2 separate regions of the Homo sapiens genome follow, and region 2 is linked to region 1. Evidence: read pairs that join two places in POLR2A ChIA-PET (ENCODE). Cell type or tissue: CD4-positive, alpha-beta T cell. All regions are shown on one strand. Links, peaks and the distances in the headings refer to the core of each region. The heading gives the core; the rest is flanking DNA.

Region 1 (11,542 bases), core at 4,943-7,442:
AGTGTGGAGCTGGTACATTTGTCAATTTTGCATCCTTAGAGAGGGATGGAAAGCTTCCATACAACTGGTGAGTATTGTTTTGGAACAAGCTTCTACATAGTTTAACTATGCTGTGTGTGCTCCAAAGTCGATTTTACTATCCTTTGGGGATAGTTTTGTCTGATTATCCTTTTGTAATTTCGGTGATGGTAGACTTTCAATGGCTAGATCTTCACAGAATATAATGGTTTATATAAGCTCAGTGCAGTTCTGAAGTAGGGAAAGCATCATGGTCTGCTCTGTATTTACAATACTAAACAAGGGACTGAAACAGTGGTGCACACGCAGGAGCCCATACCTGTGCTGAAAAAGGGCTTAAATGCAGGAGCGCCGCTGAACAAGTGGTGGCTAAAGGCACGAGAAGAGATTCCAATGAAGCAGCTTGCGACAGATCGGCTTCTCCATTTTATTTTATATTTTATTTTATTTTATTTTTTATTGTTTTGTATTTTTTGAGGAGACAGAATCTCCCTCTTTCGTCACCCGGGCTGGAGTGCAGGATGATCTCAACTCACTGCAATCTCTGCCTCCTGGGCTCAAGTAATCTTTCCACCTCAGCCTCCCGAGTAGCTGGGACTACAGGCGCGCACCACCAAATCTGGCTAATTTTTAGATATTTGTAGAGATGAGGTCTCACTATATTGCCCAGGCTGGTCTCGAACTCCTGGGCTGAAGTGATCCTCCCACCTCGGCCTCCCAAAGTGCTGGGATTACAGGCCTGAGCCCCCATGCCAACCCAGCATCTCCATTTTAAACTCACATTTCAGTGCCTGAGGCAATAAGAGCCACCACTTCTGTTAAAAAGTTGTACAGCCCAGTATTCAGTTCTCATGCTTACAGATAAATAAATATCAAAGCCAGTGAAGTTTCATAAGAAAACATGGCTTCATTTTTCTTTATGCTTGAGTATTAAGGACCCGGAAGGAGGAAGTGTTCGAATTTTAAAGAGCATTGTCAAGAGATTAAATTGGTTGACATTATACCTGACAATGATAGATGAAGATTAACAATCCTATCCAGTTCAATCAATGCCCAACAAAAGTACTAATTAAGTAAACATTTAACATGAAGCTAACATGTACTACTTACATGGTCTAGTTTGTTTCTTTTGCAAGAAACTATGCAAAGTATATGTAAATGAATATATGTCATATTAATCATTGTTCAGTTATTTCTTTCTGTTTACTAACTCCCTAAAATGGTTAATCTTAAAGAAATACACATGGGAGACTGGAAATTTTACAGAATCAATGAGGGAGGGAGAACTTTATTTAGGATATAAATTTTACTTCCCTCAGTGTAGCTGATACTCACTCTAGTTGAAAATCTAGTTGAAACCAGATTTCTTTTAATAAGGCAATATGTTGTGCCATTTAAAAATTTTAACATGAGTAGAATTTTGCTATTAAAAAACAACCCAACTGTGAAGAAAAAGAAATCCATCAACCCTTGATGGTGAAAAGTTAGGAAACGTTACTAGGTTTGTTCAAATATATTAGCACTCTTTCCAAAATTAAGAGGTTGACTCACTGATACTTGTTTCATGCCTGGTTCACCCTTGGGAGGCCCAATGGGAGATCAGTGATGAGTGGCCCATCTAGGAACCAATCCAATTATATGTATTTAATACTTGTGACTCATGAGAGATAGATATTAACTAACTTCACAGCCAGTCACAATTCATGGAATTTATGGGAGACCAGTCATGGGAGAGCTGAAGCAAAAAAGAATTCACTTCAGGATCTTTCTATAAAATCAAGCACATTTTGCAGCTCTTCACAAAGACAGTTTTGCCGACTCTAGCATTTTCTAGCTGACTGAGAATAGATATCTCAGTGAAGATTTGTAATAACTGAAGTGACAAGGTGACAGTATTTTTCCCCCTAATTCTCAGAATAACTATAGATGCAGTCACAGGATATTTTAAAATCTATATTAATGGGTGTTCTATTTGACAAGTGGTTTGAATATCTGAAACCAGGCATTTAAATCAACAGTCTGAATTAGAATTGAAGTGAAGCTAAACTATTTTGCTCCTACTTAGCTGAATATCAGTGAGGTCACAGACTAAGTAGTTGATGAGCTACTTATCTTGAATGAATGATATCCTTGTATCATCCATACCTCTGTTTTAAGGGTTATATTTATAAATTTTATAGTAATTTAAAAACAATACAGAAAGTCACACCTAGTAGTGCAGCTTTATTAAGAATGTCTCTTAAAAGCTTAGTCTTCACCGGAATCAGTATATGTAAACTGACCATTTTTATTTTCTCACACAAGCTGCTGTTTAGCTGTCAAATGATGTTACAGAGGTTTCTTAAAATAGGCTTAAGCATAGGAAGAATAATATCCAAGAATAAGCTTCAAGATAACTAATGAGGCATATAAGTGCTTCATTTAACTGAATGCAAAATGTAATCACCTGGTAGCAGACTAATTAACACAAAGTAAGTTGAAAGAAATATATCTGATTACAATAAGGTCATGTGTGAATAAAAACTGATTTTGTCAATATTGTAGCATTTAAGCCCGCACATTTATATTTCACAGAATGGATTAATATTTAATTGTAATTAAGGTGCTTGTCATATTAATTAATCCCAATAGGTAATTTACTGATATCTATTCACAGTTTATATTACTAACTCTTGCAACTTTTTCATCTTTCCATCTGTTGTCTATTAATGCACACAGGCGTAGGAGTATATTTGCTTTCTTAACCCTGCTACCCTCATGTCTTTGGACTGATTATCTTTTGGCATTTTATATTAATCCTTGGTAAGTGATTTTTTTTTACTGTTTAACACAAACTCTTTAAAAGTTAGCTTTCAAGAAGTAAACAAAAAGGAAAGTTTCTTTTTAACTATTTTGTATGTTCAGTAACATCTAAAGTTATTAATCATGTATTGAAGTGAATTAAAGCAGTTACCGGTACAAAGATATTAACTATAAGGTTTTCCGTTAAATTTTTTTCCGTGATGTTGTTGGCAAGCGTTTTTTCCCATTTAGTACTAGTTATTTGTTTCTTCATTGAGTCAATCCATTGGCCTCTCATCTTTGCAAATAATGCTTTCCATTTTCCATTATCATCTTCATCCATTAGAGAGCTCCAAATTTCCAAGAAGGTAGAAATGCATTAAGATGGAGAAATCAGAGTCTATACAATCCTCTGTATCTGAGGCCTCCTTGTTTTTATAATAATGCTAACTCAGTGACTATTAAACAGCTGACTATACGCAAGCCTCTTTGTATGATTATCTGATTTAATTTTCCCCCGCAATCCTGCAGAGAGTATTACTAGTCCCATTTTAGAAATGTGGAAATAGGGGCTTACGGAGATTTACTGTCTTAGTAGCACATTCCACTATGTACAGAATCCAGGTTCCAAACTCAGGTCTCTCTGAAATCTATTCTTTCCTCTGTAAAGAGCAGACTCCTTTAATTTCTTATTTTCTTAACTTCTGGATCATTTTAATAATCAAATCTTGAAGTGTTCCTTTTGACTTTTTAATATGTAATGATAACAGTAACCTTGAATTCTGAGACTAAAGAATTAAGAACTCTTTCTTTTCCTGTGCTATAAGATAAAAGGTAGCAGTTTCCAGGGGAACTGACAAGAAAATCATTGTCCTTAAATATTAATACCTAGTGTTTAGGTACTAAATTATGTACAGACAGATCCATAAATGTGGACAACTTGAAAAGGTCTCAGAAGAAAACAATAAAAATATCTCATAGACTGGAAAAAAAATAGCTTATGGGGTGGTGGTGCGGGTATGAAAAGCAATCTGGAGCATTTATTTATTCAAAAAGACAATTGACCAAATGTTCTCCAGCTCCTCCAAGGACAGAATAAATACAGCTGGCAGAATTTAGGATTTCAAGTTGCACTGGAAGGAACATAAAAAAGGATTTCCTCAAAATAGAGATTGTTAATTCCAGAATTCATATCTTCTTTTAAAAAAAGAGACTAGAGGAAAGCTTTTGAAACAAAGTAGACATGATGTGTAGGTAATAAAGTCAGAGGAATGTGCTAGATGCTGAGGACCCATTCACTGTTATTCTAAGTTCATTGTTACAGTTTTTAGTATAGGGCTTCAGCACAGTCAACTCCGTATTTTCAGTATTTGACATCAAATAGTTTTCAGGTATGAATAGCACACATAAATTCCATTTCAACCTTCAAAATATACATTTACTTTTAACTGAACATCTACTAATCATCCTCAAATAGTGTGCCTACCATTAAAATACTAACAGCAAATACCCATAAAGTATCCCAGATTGCAAATAAAATGAAAGAAAGATGCATATATCATTTCCTTGCTTAATTCTCTGAGACTTTCTCATTTTCCACAGTGCGTTTTTAAGCTTCTGTAAGGTAGGCCTGTGCAAGTAAGCATGTATTCCTTAATAGGCCTCATTGATGAACATATGCTCAAATTTCAGCAACCCTCACAAGGTCTGCTATTTCTAATACCAATCAAATAGCACGAGGCCCAACTTATGGGGAGAAAATACCCTTCAGTAATTTTTAGAAGAATCACCTTGAAACTGTAAATGGTTGTCTCCAGTTGAGAAGAGAAGGTAAAACATAGAGCTGCATGCTTTCTGTAACTTCAGTAAATTTCACACATATCAACTAGTAAAAACATACTGGATATAAACTATGTTCTCAGCCCTTTTGTACAATGCCAGATACAAAAGAAGTGAAATTCATGCTCCCCGCTCGTGGAAATACAGCTTCTACTCACACAACCACTCCAATTCCCTGTTTGCTTCATCTAATAACTTGTGGTTATTTTCCCCTGCTTTCATTGGCTAAAGAGTCATTTTTAATCCTCCTAATGATGTGTTTGTCTTCATATTTCACCTACCCTGTGAACAACAGCTGCAAATAACAAGAGCCATCTCCCCAGACGCACACTGCCTAACACACTGTCCAACTTCCTTTCTAAACTGTCGGTTTCTTGGAAATATATGTTCCTGTTGATTTTCTAAAACCCATCTGATGCCACTAGTGGTTTGTGTGGAAATCAAAAAACTCTTTCTCTCTCTCATAGTGTTGCTCGAATCTCTTCCTGGGGTGGTAGCAGAATCAGTGTGGAGCACCAGTACCCAGTTAGGTTGGTCTCAGGATTGTGTTCTGCAAGGATTTCTGACTTTCAGAACTTAAGAGTATGTTTCCTATTGAAAGAAATCATCTAAGTTGAACTAGCTATATCTAGATTCAGTGTTAAATCTTTTTTTTTTTTTTTACTGCCATAATGACCCTCATGCTGTACTCAGGTATTTATCTGCTTGTTCTCAATCCTAGGCAGTTGGCATTTTAAGCAAGAAGTGGCATTTAGTTGAAAATGCTCAGCTTTACTCCTGATGATTGCACATTCTATTTGAAGAATGATATAATATACTAAAGTCCTTTTTAAGGTTTGGGGATGGTTTCTGCTTAGCTCATCAAAGAGTAAGCAGCACTTACAAAATTGGAGACTTTTAGAGTTTTGTTTTGTCTTGTTTTAACTATTATAAATCTCATGTCCTTGCTATTGCTTTTTCGGAATGAATTGCAGTATGGATGGCTTTCCAAGACTGTCATAACCATGGCTAATTTATGCAGAATGTATCTTAACTTTTTGAAGTCATTAGGATTTTGAACCTTACCTAATATAAGTGAAAGAGAAAAAACTAAAAGTGCACAATCCTCTATGCATATATGCTGTAGGTATGTCTGATGGGGGTTATTTATTGATTTGGAAAATCTTTTGCAATGAAAAGGCGAACCCTACATGTCACACAAAATCGTCACTGTAACATGTGCACATATTGGCTCTTTCCAGAATGTGCTTAAGTTAAAATTGCTAGCAAAGCCTTAATTTGCGTGAATTTTCCCCTGGTTTTAGTCTCGGAATTAGCACAGCAATTGAAAATGTAGGAACATTTTATCAGTGTTGCTGTGGAGTTTCATAATTCAATCCTGTCATGTTCCACAGCCTTAGGATACAGAAACTCCTTGGAATCAGCAAGATCTAAATAGAACAATGAAAATTGTATACAAATCATGATTACTTATGCCAATAAGTATATGATAATATGTCATACAAAACATGTAGTGGAATTATACGTTATATTGAAAGTTCATTCAATAATGAATGAGATTGAAAGAAAAAAAATGTGTCTCTCCTCCATGAATCAAGTTTCTACGCAGCTGCCGAGTAGTAGCAGCTTAATATTTCAGCACTGAATTTATTCAGTGTTACCCTCTTACATACATTTGTTACTTCCTAGTTTCTTTTAAAGCCTGTTTGGATAGGAAAGTATTTTTTTGTTCACTCCTGATCACAAAATGTGTTGGCAGCCTCCTGACTTTACCAGAGCTGTTAGTCATCTCCGCTGACATTCTGCTTTCCGAAAGCACTGAAGTAATTGGCTCTTACTACAGGAAGTAAATGTGGAACTCCTAAAACTAACTAAATTACCATCACGGGGCTGAATAAAAAACATGATCAATAAATATTCCTTTAGGTTCCCAAATGCCTATAAGATACAGCTATGTCCAACATGATAGTGTTTTTTGAGGGGATCAGGGAGAGGCAAAGTAAAAACTGGACTGATTTTTCCCTCTAAATCTCAAGTGTGGAAGACAAAGAGGATGAGGGAGAAAAAATAGAACAAGAACCATTGAATGGATTGTTTTCACTTAGAAGTGGGAAGAAATTAAAACTACCTGAAAACCACAAACACCACTTGCCTTCGTGGACGTGTTCCTACATTTCTTGACCTGCATTATTTTCTCTTCATCCACAAGTCCCATCTTTTCAATCAGAACATCACAAGCCCAAGTCTAGTATTCAATTGTTAAAGGAATCATTAGGTGAAATTCAGAGGGTAACATGGCAGAGATTATTTTGTTTCAGTTCAACTGAATAAGCATTTATTGACCACCCACTAGGTGTTTCATTAACTATGCTCAGCCCTGGGGGGAAGCTATAGTGAGTGTAGCAAGGTGTGTACCTGCAACTAACAATCACACAATGTGAGAAACTCTCCGTTTGCAAAGTGCTGTGAAAGCACAAAGTACTGCTTCGTCCTGCTAAAAGCTTTCAGGAAGTGGAGATATCCAAACATTCATAATTTTAAATATAAATAAATATTTGGACACATTAAAGTACTAAGATTACAACTGGTTATTTACTATAGACTGTTTATTTTCTGAAAAGTTGGGTGCTTCTATCAAAATTATGTAAAGACCTCTGAAAATTACTTGCAAAAAAGTTTGCTGTAACATCACTTGTACAGTCAATCATGTTTCTGTATTTACTATTTATAGACAACAATAAGAATACAATCACAAAGTGCTTCAATAGATACTGTTAGCCTTAGCTAACTTAGGTAAGTTATCTTACTTGGTTGGGTGAAAATCATTACCTTAATTATCTCCTAAACAAATGTAACTAACTAAAGCATGCATTAGCATTTCCTGTGTTTGAGCTTATAGACTAGTAATGATGAAGAGCAAGCAGGTAATAGGTCCAGTTCTTCAGATAGCTTAAAAATTAGTTCAAGATGGAATAAAAACAACGCCATAGTAGAATTATACAAGGTACATGTCCACACTGACAGCACACATTCACATCCCCAGAGAAAAATGTCAGAAAATGTTATTTTAGTCTTTAATTAAGAAAACAACATTCCACCGTCTCTTTATTAGTTCTCCATTTATTCCCCCATTCTTCCTTCCTGCCTGTAGAAATTGGAGTGTTCAGGTGGTAGATAGATACTTCTATATATTTACAAACTGCTTTAGCAACTTAATCAACAGCAGTTAGAAATTTCATTTCTAGAACTCAGTTTTTGGCAAATGGGAAGTATAAAGTGCAGATATGTTCATGCAATCTAGTAGAGTTTTAAAAAATGAATCTGAAATTATTATTATCTTCTCATGTAAGGAAAAGTAAACAAACCTGATATGTGTTTAATGAAAATTAAATAAAACTGAGGTACCTGATGTAATTATTTAAAGCTGTTCAAGTTTAATTATTATGTTAATCAATTCTTCTGCCCAGATAAATTTGTCTTTTCTTTTTTAATTATCAGGAGTAAAAATGGTTTAAAGAAGAGGAAACTGACAAAGTAAGTTTTTCTTACTATGTCATTTAAAAGGATGTTTGTTATAATAATCTTAACGTTCCAATTAAAGATTGCTTGTCTTCAAAGAGAAGGGACGCTTAAGAAAGAGGCAAATGCATATTACAATAGCTAAGCACAATAATGTACTGGTTGTTTATGCCTGAGTGGCAGTGGCCACTAGAAAAGTGTATCACAGAAATCACATCAGAAATAAGGACAATGTTTATCATATCAAATCTGAGAGAGTGGATCGTTAGCAATTTTTAAAGTCTTGGAGGAGGAAGTATGGTATTCTAAATACAGTATATGAAAATCTAATATTTAACTACATCAAAGGGTTTCAAAAATCCTTTTAGTATTTTGAAATTCTGTGTTTATTGCAGGAAAAGGCTTTTACTCTATTTGATGTTATAATAGATACTTTGATAATGCTTTCTCAAGAAACCTGTATAATAAATAGAAAAGATAATTAATCTAGCCTGTGGTTTTCCTTATCTATTAAACCATTAAATGAGAAGAATTACTATTGTGGTAAGTGAAAATTAACCCCCAGTTGATTTCAAAAGCCTATTAGATTATCACCTCCATGCCTTTTCTTAGTTATAATTCTACATATGAAAAGTGGAACTTTCCTTTATATAGAGTTTGTTCTTGATACCTGCCTGGATAGAACATTGGTGAATTAGTACAAGAAGGAAATTAGGGGGTCCAGCCAGGTCTGTGGCATCTATGCTTATGGAAAGAAATCATGAGTAATCCATGACATAATCCAAAAGAAAAGTTGATGTAAAAATGTTTCTAGTTAGTCTTGAGTGGCATATAATTTTATGGCATATATGAAAACAGAATAATTTTTTCTAAGTCAATTTCATTTTTTATTTTTATTTTTTAATTTATTTTATTTTATTTTTTGGAGATGAAGTCTCGCTCTGTCACCCAGGCTGGAGTGCAGTGGCACAATCTTGGCTCACTGCAACCTCTGTCTCCCAGGTTCAAGTGATTCTCCTGCCTCAGCCTCCCCAGTAGCTAATACTACAGGCACACGCCACCATGCCTGGCTGATTTTTGTATTTTTAGTAGAGACGAAATTTCACTATATTGGTCAGACTGGTCTCGAACTCCTGACCTCATGTGATCCACCCTCCTCAGCCTCCCAAAGTGCTGGGATTACAGGCATGAGGCACCGTGTCCAGCCTCTAAGTCAATTTCAAACCAGCATACATTCCACTGGCTTATACCAACTGATGTAGGAGAGATAAGACCAGACTGAATAGAGGAGAGGGTACCATCACCTGGGAGGGATGATTTCACAGAAACAGAAAGACTTTGTTACCAAAAACTGTTGGTTGGGTTGGCAGGTGAGCTAAAGAGGCAGAGACTAGAGCATTTAGAAGATAGCGTCCTTGGACGAAAAGGAGAGACTGTCAAGGCTTGCTCCTCCCATGACTCAGGCAAAGAAAAGAAGGAGAAGCAAGACCCAGACAAAAGATAGGGTAGAGATTAGGAGTGGTAGAACATACCCACAAGCAAAAAAAAACTCACATCAATTCGGCTTCCACCTTCCCCCCTCTCATTTTCCTTTGACTCCTCTCTCCTTCTCTAGAAGACATTTCTTGAAAGGCTTTCCTCTCACCTTTTTATTTGCCTTCTCTACCATTTCTCTTTCCCTCCAAATGCCCCACCACTACCATATCCCCCTGGTTCCCATTTTCTATCTCCACTTGTCTTCATTCCATCCTTCCTTTCCATCACCTCCTCTTTTTCTTTTTCCTCTGTAGATATTTGTCCTTTTGGTCTCTACTCCCTTCCAGCTTTCTTTTTCTTCTCCTTGTCATTCTCCTTCTCCCTTATGTCCATTCTTCTGTTTGCTATTCCTTCCTCTCTCTCTCTTTTCCCTCTGCTTCTTGCTTTTACTTCTTTTAACCCATTAATACTTTGTCTGGTTTGCCTTCTGTATACATGTGCCCATTTTCCTAGTAACAAGATGAAAGCTAGAGTTGTTAAATCCAACTTTAAGGTCGATACACTGCCCAAAGACACCAGCCAGAGAGTGCAGTTCTAAGGGGGTTCATTCCAGGAGAGGAGTCCCAACTTTAGCCCATTCTTTTGGAAGGATAACAAGTTTGAAGTGGGAAAAGCTTTGAACCAGGACTTACTCTCCCTGGATTCCAGTGAGAATTCTACTGCTTAGTAGACATGTGATGTTGGGCTACTCACTTAACTCTCTTAGCCGTGGCTCTCTCAGCTGGAGCATGGAGCTAATGTTGTCTATTCCTACCTCAGGGATCAATTAAGCAAGATAATGCATGTGACTATTTATGAAGTGTAGCGTGTTTTATAAATGAGTTATTGTTATTAAGTAAAAACATTTCAGTTTAAAGGTATTCTCTGGAAGATATAACGCCCTCTAAAATTTACTAAAATGTTAACATAAATGAATTAATCAGATTAGCTAATCAACAACTTTAAATGAGCATTATTAAATACTATGTATTTTCTAATTGGACATAAGACCACAGTTAGGCCAGGTGCAGTGGCTCACACCTGTAATCCCAGCACTTTGGGAGGCTGAGGCAGGTGGATCACTTGAGGTCAGGATTTCAAGACCACCTTGGACAACATGGTGAAACCAAATCTCTACTAAAAATACAAAAATTAGCCAGGTGTGGTGGCACCTGCCTGTAGTCCCAGCTACTTGGGAGGCTGAGGCAGGAGAATCGCTTGAACCTAGGAGGCAGAAGTTGCAGTGAGCCGAAATAGTGCCACTACACTCCAGTCTGGGTGACAGAGTGAGACTCTGTCTCAAAACAAAACAAAACAAAACAAAACAAAACAAAAAAGACCACAGTTAGATGATATAAGCTGAGTAACACACCACAAGACCAAGGGAAGGGTCAACTATAAAGACCCTGCCAAAGTGGAAAGGCTTGAGTTAGATGACAGAATGTGGAATTCTGCAGAAGCAGAGAGCTACTTTAGAGAGCAAATTGGTTTAGGTAGGCTCTAGAGGAGATAAGCAGCTACAGAAAACTACAGGAGATAAAACTTGATTCTTATTCTCAAAAAAAAGTGAGAACTTCTGCTGCGGATGCAGAAACATAGCTCAGATGTGTTACTTGATTGAACCTCTGAGCCATTTCCATACTTTTATAGATATGCAAGCCTCTAAAGATAACTCACTCCAGTGAGACCCTGGGAGCTTTCTGGACAAAAGTTTCATCCCACTGATCCTGCCTCTGCTTTGGGGAGACTGTAGCTAGCAGCACAATTCCTTATACTTGTAAAGCTGTTGAAACTTACAAAGTTCTTTATGTACTGTATGTCAACCCTGTAGCTGTAACTACTGTATTTTATGGATGAGAACATTGACTCT
Region 2 (11,542 bases), core at 5,348-7,847, 280 kb before region 1:
GCCTCTTATTGGACAGTCTGGAAACAGAAGCAAAATAAAATTCGGGGAAATAGAAGTGAAAAAGCTGGCACAAATAACAAGCAAAAGCTTCCAGAAACATCATCCCGTTCAGCTGCATCCATCCTGTACAAAGGAGTCTGGTGAGGGGGCCCAAGCAGCTGCTGAAATCCAGCCAATTCCCCTCTTGTCCCACCTAACTGGGAGCCGAAGATCCTCAGGTGTCCTTTGTGCTAGGTGTGGCCCTGATCACATTCCCTTCCCCACTCCATGTCCCCAGGCCATGAGTAGGGCTAAGCTGAGAGAAGGAGAAAAGCTTTGAACTAAAGGGGAGATAAAAGTCTTATTTTTATTTGACGAGGCATTTTAATACCTAAAAATTACTAATTTTATATATACATAAAATATATATATACATATAAACGCATATATATAAAATATATGTATATATTACATATAACTAGTAATTTTATATAGTAATATATAACTACTATATATATAACTAGTTATATATATAAAAAATATATATATATATATATATTTTTTTTTTTTTGAGACGGAGTCTCGCTCTGTCACTCAGGCTGGAGTGCAGTGTCGTGATCTTGGCTCACTGCAAGCTCCGCCTCTCGGGTTCACGCCATTCTCCTGCCTCAGCCTCCCGAGTAGCTGGGACTACAGGCGCCCGCCACCACGCCCCGCTAATTTTTTGTATTTTTAGTAGAGACGGGGTTTCACTGTGTTAGCCAGGATGGTCTCGATCTCCTGACCTCGTGATCCACCCACCTCGGCCTCCCAAAGTGTTGGGATTACAGGTGTGAGCCACCGCGCCCGGCCGTAATATTCTTATAATACCTAAAAGGGACTGGAAAACTGTGGAATCACCAAGATACATTAAGGGATGAAGACAAATAAGACAGAGCAAACCCGAAGGTAGTAGTTGGAAGAAAAACATAAGACTGTGTTCAGGTTGTGCCTGTTAAGTCAGCTCATTCACTAAAGCTGGTTACTTGTGGGCATGATGGTCTCTTTACAGCATTGCAGAATTTAAAAATTTGTATAAAGAATATATTTATCACTAGGCACGCACCAGGAAACAAAGTTTCATTTCTCTGAAAAACTAACGGAGGCCGAGGAAGGAAGCCAATATTTATCGATGTGAACCATGAACTCAGCCCTGTATCTTCTTGATCCCCTGGAATGCTCCCAAAGATCCTGAGACATGTTATTGTTTCACATTTGAGGAAACTGAGTCTCAGAGATGATAAGTGATTTAACCCAATTCAAAGCAATGGTGTGGGGAGGGTCAAATTTAGTCCATTTTGATGAAAGCGTATTTAATTTCTCATCTCCCATTGTGTGAAAGTGAAAGCAGTTGTAAGATGGGCCCCATCTAAATCTCCACAGTCTCTGGGCACTTACTTGGGAACCCACACATTAGTCCCTCAAACTTTAATCTGCCGGGAGTCACCACACAGCTTTGACCTAGGTTAAAGTGAACTGAAACTGAAAAGGGTGTTGTGTAGTCCAGTTTCTAATCCAAACAGCTGAAGAACAGGGTGTGCGCCATAAATCACTGACCTTCACAACAGTGAACTTTTAATGTGGAGGCAGAGAATTTTTTTCATATTTGTGCAAAAAAAATTTAAGTTAAATTTTTGTGTTCAAATTCCATGCTTGTTCCTGGGGAAGGTGTGTATTCACTGGTGGAAACATTCTCCTTTTCTCTTTGCAGGAACTGCAAAGCCTACATACAAAGCCAAAAAATCTACTATCTAGCCCTTTTGTTTTAAAAAAAAAAAAAGAAAGAAATGCCAATCCCTGTCCTAGAGCACTGGTTGTTAAACTTGGTTGCACATTACCATCACCTGAGGAGCTTTTAAAATTCCAGATGCCCACACCACACACCAGACCAATTAATTCAGAACCTCACGGGGGTGGAACTAGGCGTCATTTTTAAAAGATCTCTGCTAAGTTGAGAACTCCAGAACAATGGTTTTCAAATATTGGTGCGCACAAGAATCACCTGACCTGACTGTCAAAAACGCAGTCCAGGGCCACATTTCCAGATTGTCTGATCTGATAGGACTGGCAGAGGCCCAGGAATCTACATCAGCACACCAGGGCTCATGACATAGGAGCCTCAGGACTTTATTTCAGAAGTAACCAAGGCATACGCCTTCTAATTTCATAAAACTTGCTTTATGAAAAGTTTCACATCAACTCAAGTGTTTACAGAACTATGATTTATAAGAATGAGTCATTACTACAAAGTACAACCTGTACCAGCAGTCCTACTCCTTACCATTAAAAATGATCCTGCACACAGAAAACATTTCACCCACATCCTATTTTACTTTACCTCTGAGTGTCATGACTGCAAAAAAGACAACGAGTTTCCCCAGAACAATTCATAGTCTCTATGATTGCCCTTAGGAGTTTGGTTTTTATTAGCATAGAAAGAAGGAATGAATAATTGTTAATAATTTGAAACATCTAGAAATACTTGTATTCCTCTGACTGTGCTTAGGGTTGCTTTAAAAACTAGCAGAACAAAAAGCTCATTTTTATTCAACTGCAATATTTAAAAATTAATAATAACTGAACTTTTAGGACAGCAGTGTCGGTGACCAAAATTTCTAATCAAATTATGATAAATGTGTACCAAACCCATTGTTTTTACAGGGTCTCTGTACTATCTGTGTAATGGCAGGGACCTTAAATCAGTAGTTCCCACATGACTTCAGTTTCTACATTTGCAGGACCTGTGTGTGGCAGTGGCTTTTCAGATTCCTCCTCCTTCTTTGGGCATTACTAGGATAAATGTAATTAAAGTAGTCAGTGAGATCCTCATTAAGCCTGCCTTTCACATCTACTGAGATCCTAGTGGAGTTTCATATAGGTCTTTCACAGTCTCATGGAGGAATCACCATCTTATCACTTATTTTCCTTTTTTTTTTTTTTTTTTTTTTTGACAGGATCTCACTCTGTCACTCACGCTGGAGTGCAGTAGTACAATCTCAGCTCACTGCAACCTCCCTCTCCTGGGTTCAAGCGATTCTCCTACCTCAGCCTTCTGAGTAGCTGGGACTACACCCAGCCAATTTTTGTATTTTTAGTACAGACAGGGTTTCACCACGTTGGCCAGGCTGTTCGGTCTTGAACTCCTGACCTCAAGTGATCCACCTGCCTCAGCCTCCCAAATTGCTAGGATTACACACCTGGCCTATTTTTCTTTCATTTACCCTCATGTCTACTAAAGGCTTGTTGGGATCCTGACTGATATCTGCGCAGTCAGGCAACGGGAGAAAAGTGAAGGAAAGCACACGTGAGATATTGATTGATTGGTTTTGCTTCCTAAAATTCAAAGACATCAAAATATCCAATAGAAAACCTAGCACATCCTTTCTAGTAGCAGTCATTTGGCTGCATGGATTAACAATCCAACCTTCCACCGGATGAAATAACTTTTGGGAAAAAATGAAAATTTTTTTTTTCCAGAAGAGAAGATGCTAAGCACCAAAGAGATGAGCTGGAAGGAAGGTCAGTTTTTCCCCAGTGCATGAAGAAGACTGATTCTAAAGCAAGGAATTCCTGGCAACTTGGCGGTTCTTCGCTCAGTGTCAGAATTTTAAAAACTAACAAATGTCATATTTCAGTTGGCCACAAGATGGCAGGATTTCGGCACATTCCCACAGATAATGGCCTCCTCTTCCCATCAGGATTAATGGATGGTAGTGATTTAAGCGTGACACTCTCTTCTCAAGAGACTTCATACTCTCATAAATGAAATACGAATATGGTTCAAGGACTTATGTTTTATAGTTTTAAAATACCAAGAGTCAGCGATTCACATAATATAACTGGCATCCACAAATGCTAAAGCTATGGAAAAGGTTCTAGTTTTGTTAATGGGCCTCTCATCTATCTCACTGGATGAGGCCTGGGAACCACCTGGACTCTGTTTTCCTTTGCTAAGCCTTTCTCAGAAGGAGCAAGTCTTGCTGCTACTGTGGACACACAGCTTCTGGGAGTTCCACAGGACCACGTGCGGAGAAAGGAAGGGAAGCAAACTTTGAAGGTGGAAATAAAGGAAAAGGTTGTGGGGGAAAAGAGAATGTTTTCACTTTGAGTTAAAAAAAAAAAAAGAGGGACAAAGAAGTGTCCAGTAGGGTACAGCCTGTCAGAAAACCCCAGACTGTGATACAGCTCTAACATATCCATTCATTCGTTCATTCATTTGTCCATCCGGTATTTATTAAGCAATTGTGTCTCAAGGAATGGAAAAAGGGGAAAAAATATTCTACCCTGAAAGAGCCAGTCCATTAGAACATTTCTTGAAAAGACTGAGAAAAAGAAAAATTCCATATGATAACTAGACTAAAACAAAAGAAAACTACAGAGCGATTGGAAAAGGAATTGGCAGAATTACAAACCATGTGAAGAATGAAGAGGGCGCCCTGCAGGGGTTATCAACAAGGAGTAATAGGGGGCCATGAGATCAGATAAAAAGTTAGAAACTGGGTGCTCCTGGGGAGTTGGGGGTTGAACATTTATTCGTAGGAAGGTTGGGACCCCATTTGGTGGGAGGAAGTTGGGACTGGAATTAGAAACAACAACAAAAAGTACTTGAGTTTCATCAGAGATTTCAGGACTGGCTCGTTGTATGACCTTGAGCGATTAGCTAAATCTTTCTAAGCTTCAATTCCTTCATCTGTAAAATGGATCCTGCAATAACTAACTAGGGGAGCTAATAAGGATGATAAAGGTGAAAACATAAGGGAGTGTGCCTGGAATAGAATTGTTCATTATATAATGTCAGTTGTTCTTCTTCCCTGTTGGACCATTTAAGAAAGTTAGCAAAAAATATACGGAGAGCAGGGCCCTCCGTGCTGAATAGCTAAACAGACACACTTTGATCCCAGAAGCCCAGCTCCTCCCCGGCACTCATACCTGCAGTAAAGGCAACGGTGATGGATTCCTGGCCTCAGAAATCCTGAGCTAGATTGATAGAGGCCCTATGCTGCATTCCACCAAGAGGCATGGAAACACACTGTTTGCCTTTTTATATAAACATATATACATGCTCCTCATGATAAGGAGAAAGAGAGAGAGACAGAGAGTTTAAACTATGAACCCTCTTTACACAGTACAATCCCATACTCCTGTTCATGTAACCACACAGCAGGCTGGGTTGTGGTCTCCTAGTTTTGACTGATGCGTGTGTGTGTGTGTCCGTGTGTGTGTGTCTGTGTCTGTGTATGTGTGTGTGTGTCTGTGCCTCTGTGTGTGTATATCCTCATATATGCATGTCCATGTACCTGTACCTGTAACTCAGATGCTGGCCATCTCCAGATGAACCCCATCTTTTCCCCTTTCCAACCTGGAAGCTGATGGTAGCATTTTTCTACACTCTACACAAAGGAAATTCACTCCACAGAGCATTAGGAGTGATGCAGAATTTGCTGAAGTCTTCTTCACCCTATGGCAATTCTTTTCTAAGTCTTCCTTCACCACCACCACCAGTTGGGAATTTGCTTCTCTTTGACCTTCCCTAACACTGCACCGAGCCTTGAACCTGCCCACTGCCCTCCTTTATAATACTGAGCCTCTGCCTCCTTCCCCTTGAACTTCAGCCCTCAGGCTGAGGCACTTTTCTGATGTACAAGGGTCTTTTCAAAGCTTCTTTTCAGCAAAGATGATCCCTTCCTAAAAATAATTTCTGTGCCAGTTATCATAAAGATTAATAATTTTCTCCACATTATAATGTCTATATGACTATAACCGCATACATTATTACATATAGAAATGTTTTTAACATGAAATGGAATCATATGATCATATCATGCATATTGTTTTCTGATTTTCAGTTGCTCCTCAATTATATATTTTGTGTATCTTTCCAACTTATTAGAAATAAGTCAAACTCATTTTTTTAAATTACTGAATAAAATTAGTACTTTAATGTGAGACAAGGTCAATTTCTTTGTGCTGCAATTTTGTTATTGACAAGATAGAACATAATAACACAGAGTTATAATGAGAATTCCTCAGCTACAATATTAGAGACCTTCAGTTGCTTAGAAGAAGTGAGATACTTAAATAATAAAAATTACATTAGCTATATAAATAATGCTAATAAAAGTTGCTAATATTTCATCAGCATTTTTCTATGTGCCAGGACCTATTCATACTCATTTATATGCAACAACTCATTTAATCCTCATAGCAACCCTATGAAGGAGATACTATTATTATTCCCATTTTATAGATGATCTTTCTGAGTCATGGGAAAGTCAGTAAATTGCTCAAGGCAACATAGCCAATAAGTGACATTGCCAAAATGCGTGAGTCTGGCTCTAGAGTCTGTGTTGTTAATCACTAAACCATCTATCATCATCTCCAACAGGAAATACTTTGTACAGGCTTGCTTGCCAGGGACCTGAACTGGCTGTCGTTGACCAAATTTAATAAACGTGCTCACTGCAAGTGGCGCTCCAGCTGATCCTGGCTTGGGGCTCTCTGCACTGCTCCAAATCAGGCAGCCAGGCCAAAAGAAGATATGTAGAGTCCATGGGGAACAAAGCGAGGCAAGGTCTGCTGAGCAAGGCATGGCTTAGAGGGAAAAGTGGGGTTGTGGGGAGAAGCTACAAGGAGACAGAATAAAATAATGAAGAGGAGTGCTGCCAGGCACCTGGCCCAGCTGAGGAAGCCTCTGAGGTGCGCATGCCAAATCTCAGCAGCTCCAAGCCCAGCTCCCAGAATAGCTGGAAGGAGGCACACTGCCAGCGAGCCACTTATTACAGCCAGAGCTGGGAGCACTTAATCAGATGCATCCGGTTTGTGTTCACAAGATATTAGGCGGAAATATGTGGTCAACTGCAATGAATTGGCATGCCCTGTAGTGGGCCAGCCATTGCCGGAAGCCATGTCTCCCACAAATTGAAACCTAATCTTTCTCTCCTCTAAGTGCCTGCCACAACTAACTGATTATGTACATTTAATCTCTGTCTGATATACTATCTAAGGAAGAGGAAATATTTCTTTTTTGTGATGGCTCTATGGAATTGAGAGTGCATAAAGCTAGTAGGACCACATACATGGAACACCCAGGGCAGGTATCCATCAGATAAGGCCAGTCTCCGACCTCCAGCAGGTTACTACACAGTGAATGTCACCTGATGCATCAGGCCCAGGAAGGCTGGCATAGAAAACGTGAAAACATCATGGAGAGGGTTAAGATGACCCTAAGGATTGCTGCCAGGAATTCCCACAAATGACATATCATTGTTGCTAGTTGGCTCCAAAGTCCTCCTGAATTAAGAGCTAACAGTTGGCGATCTCAGTGTATTTGGGGTGTTTACTATTCTTTTGAGTATTTTTTTTCTCCTAAAATTGCATTGCAGACACTCCTGGTGTCCTGTCCAGATTCCCTTACCAGGCCAGTGCACTCATCAACCAGTCGCTGTGACTGTTCCAGAGGATTGCCACCTTACCAGGACATGACTGGAAAAATTGTACTAATCCCACAAGTGTCCTATGGCCTGTGGCAGACTGAAGTGAGGTTACAACAGTTCAGCCACCTCACCCATGGGCAACGCAAACTTTTTATTGCATTTAAACATCAAAATTCCTTGGGGGATCAGTCTGAAGCTAATATTCTCCTAAAACCTTGATTTACCTAGCTTATCTTGCCCTATCTTGCTTCCCTTCCTCCCCTATAGCTTTGTCCTGAAAGTGTTCCCTCAGTAATTCACCTGGACAAAAATCCCTGCCTCAGGCTCTGCTTCTCAGAACCCTGGCCTAAAACAGCATGTAAAATCCTTGTCAGCAAAGACCTTATAGTAAACACACGCCACCAGAGCAATACAATGCAGTTTCCCCAATCTCAGCTATTCATACACACTGCCTACATTATTTTCCCATATTTGCATATTGCTTATACAGCTATTTACCTAACAGTTGTTTGTAAGTAGTTTTCAAACTAACTCCTTTTTCAAAAAACTAGCCTTACCCTAAAAAAATCATAATTCTGCAACCCTGATTTTGAGGCACTAATGAGATTTACCAATTACACAGTGAAATAATGTGTGTATATACATTTACATATGGGCATTAATCTATGTATAACTTAAAATTATTCCATCTTTCACCATGAATTATATGTACATGAACCACATCTTTAAAAACATCATAAAATGAAAAGCATGGTTTGTAAAATCTGTTATTCTACTTTATAGTACTGCTACAGAGCTATCTCATATTGAAGGTAGAATAAATTCTTGCTGATGTTTCTAAATTCAATAAATACTTTTAAATTTTCTCTTAGCCCATGATCTTGCCAATAGTTCTAAGGGGGATGAGTGAAACATGACGTAAAAAGAGGAAAGAAGTATCAATTTTTTAAAATAAAGAAATAATTAAAAAATCCTTAGCATTCTATCTTCAGTGCTTAGATTTTTCTGGGATCATCTGCTAATCTGCTCCTGTCACACAGGAACACTTTACTCAATGATTGAATTGACAGTGACTTGCAAGGAAAGAGGAGCTTCCAGAAACTTGAATTTCCTATTGCAAGGATGATTATCTGACATCATGAAACTCAGATACTCCTTTCAGAAAAGGAAGAGCCATTGGCAGCCATTATGGCAGGTTTTGGACCATACAGGAATGCTTGACATTGCACATTTTCCTCCAAGTTGTAGCAATGAGTTAAACCGCATGACCCTCACAAAGAGTATTTCAATGTGGAAGGTAAAAAGCCAACTGTCAACAAAATACTTTAGAGTCAGGATTTTGATTCTCATCTCCAGCGTAATGTCTTTTCTGATCCATTCATCCTTCATACATTCTTTTGGGAACAATCTAGTACTGAGGAAGTAGAAGCCTAAAGACCACAGTATCTTGAAATACATGCTTTGCACAGTTGCAAAGGTTGCCAAAATCATACATTTCAAACCTGACAGGACAAGTTTAAAATTAGACACTACAGAAACATTGCACCTCTAAATCAGGGAAATGAGTGCAAGCTTGGTATTAAAAAAACCTACTTAACTGTCATAAAATTCTTTCCAAAACTAAAACCTGTTCTTTAGAAAGTAATTCTTCATGTTTTTATCCACCTGGACATGCTTCATTGAATGACAAGATCTGCTGACAGCAGAACTTCAGCTCCATTAATGTATCGATTAATATATCTGTGCATAGAATTTCCTGGTACTGGGTATAGGATTTCTCTGATGCAGGAAAGTACATCAATTTGGTCTTATTCTTTAACTGGCAAGGAGTTTTCTTTTACAAGAGATTTGGTTATATATTCCAGTAGTAGTTACATGAGTTTAATTTTTTTAAGTGCAATCCCTATATGTCCCTTCATTCTCAGAAGGTTTTCTTCTTAAAGGCTCGTTATTGTGACAGTAGTTGCCTGAGTGATCTGTCTGCTTCCATTACTCAATAGCTATAGCCTTAGGAGTCTAATTCTGTCCTTTCTTGTAGCTCTCTAATTTAGCTGAGTGTATCAACAAGAGACATTATACCTTAAAGCCAAGCCAATCCTCTCTCCATGGTGGAATGTGGACCAAAATATAAGAACTTTTAATTATATATTTTAAATTTAAAAAATAAGAAAGTAAGCTTTTCTAACACATCATATATGGATTTATACTGGTGTCCTAATGTATTCATATGGAAAAGAAGCAAGTGTCACATATGGTCACCAAGGCATGCTGGGAGAAAGGCAGAAATTCTAAGTATAGAGGAGGGGTCAGTGCTGGCTTCATGCCATAGACTTCATGCCATCTTGCAAAAAACATGGACTAAACATAATACCAATAATTCACAGACAAAGAAAAATTGGCAGAAACTTCCATTTCTAATTTGATCTCTTTATAAGCACATCAAAAGGTTGAAAACAATGAGGATGTAATTAGATAAGACAGGAAGTAAGCCAAAATGATTTGAAATTATCCAGGCTGTTTGAATCTCATGCTAGGTGTGTTTGCTGCTTTGAAATGTTTGCAAATGATAATGTGGAGCCATCATGATTAGTGAGACGTTTGGGATCTGAGCATCCAGAGAACGCACACAAACATTTACAATTTTTTTCCAGTGATGTTTCAAGCTGCATTAAGCCCAATTTGCTGACCTGTTCAGGGAGAACTAGTGATTTTCAGTAATGTGCTACCCAGAAGATATATTTCTCAAAATAAATATATAATCTATTCCTTCAAGGTAAAGGTGAGTTTTTTTTAACAAAGAGTGAGAACCTACCTGTTTTTTTTTTGTTTTTTTTTTATTATACTTTAAGTTTTAGGGTACATGTGCACATTGTGCAGGTTAGTTACATATGTATACATGTGCCATGCTGGTGCGCTGCACCCACTAACTCGTCATCTAGCATTAGGTATATCTCCCAATGCTATCCCTCCCCCCTCCCCCCACCCCACCACAGTCCCCAGAGTGTGATATTCCCCTTCCTGTGTCCATGTGATCTCATTGTTCAATTCCCACCTATGAGTGAGAATATGCAGTGTTTGGTTTTTTGTTCTTGCGATAGTTTACTGAGAACGATGATTTCCAATTTCATCCATGTCCCTACAAAGGACATGAACTCATCATTTTTTATGGCTGCATAGTATTCCATGGTGTATATGTGCCACATTTTCTTAATCCAGTCTATCATTGTTGGACATCTGGGTTGGTTCCAAGTCTTTGCTATTGTGAATAATGCCGCAACAAACATACGTGTGCATGTGTCTTTATAGCAGCATGATTTATAGTCATTTGGGTATATACCCAGTAATGGGATGGCTGGGTCAAATGGTATTTCTAGTTCTAGATCCCTGAGGAATCGCCACACTGACTTCCACAATGGTTGAACTAGTTTACAGTCCCACCAACAGTGTAAAAGTGTTCCTATTTCTCCACATCCTCTCCAGCACCTGTTGTTTCCTGACTTTTTTAATGATTGCCATTCTAACTGGTGTGAGATGGTATGTAGAAAGCTGAAACTGGATCCCTTCCTTACACCTTATACAAAAATCAATTCAAGATGGATTAAAGATTTAAACGTTAGACCTAAAACCATAAAAACCCTAGAAGAAAACCTAGGCATTACCATTCAGGACATAGGCATGGGCAAGGACTTCATGTCCAAAACACCAAAAGCAATGGCAACAAAAGACAAAACTGACAAATGGGATCTAATTAAACTAAAGAGCTTCTGCACAGCAAAAGAAACTACCATCAGAGTGAACAGGCAACCTGCAAATTGGGAGAAAATTTTCGCAACCTACTCATCTGACAAAGGGCTAATATCCAGAATCTACAATGAACTCAAACAAATTTACAAGAAAAAAACAAACAACCCCATCAAAAAGTGGGTGAAGGACATGAACAGACACTTCTCAAAAGAAGACATTTATGCAGCCAAAAAACACATGAAAAAATGCTCATCATCACTGGCCATCAGAGAAATGCAAATCAGAACCTACCTGTTTTTAAAGGGACTTGTCATGCAAAATATATTTGAGAACTGCTATCAGCTAAT

The links. Peaks named below come from ENCODE experiments on the same cell type or tissue, not always from the same donor. Only the 100,000 strongest peaks of a DNase experiment are listed, where the experiment ranks them.
Region 2: POLR2A ChIA-PET joins it to region 1 with 5 read pairs; 2 of 35 experiments call an interaction of 5 or more read pairs at or near these places.

Annotation. Positions count from the first base shown.
Region 1 is chr12:15,557,457-15,568,998 of GRCh38, forward strand. PTPRO (protein tyrosine phosphatase receptor type O) reads left to right here. Exons shown (of 27, transcript NM_030667.3): 16 at 1-67; 17 at 2,737-2,820; 18 at 8,137-8,172. Among named protein-coding and RNA genes, the nearest start is that of EPS8, 230 kb to the right of the region's middle. In CD4-positive, alpha-beta T cell, for the core only: no CTCF peak of the experiment used is centred there; a DNase peak (open chromatin) is centred at 6,425; H3K4me3 peaks cover 1,496 bases; H3K27ac peaks cover 1,931 bases.
Region 2 is chr12:15,272,610-15,284,151 of GRCh38, forward strand. The region is part of intron 2 of LOC105369673 (a long non-coding RNA gene); the gene reads right to left. Among named protein-coding and RNA genes, the nearest start is that of PTPRO, 44 kb to the right of the region's middle. In CD4-positive, alpha-beta T cell, for the core only: no CTCF peak of the experiment used is centred there; no DNase peak of the experiment used is centred there.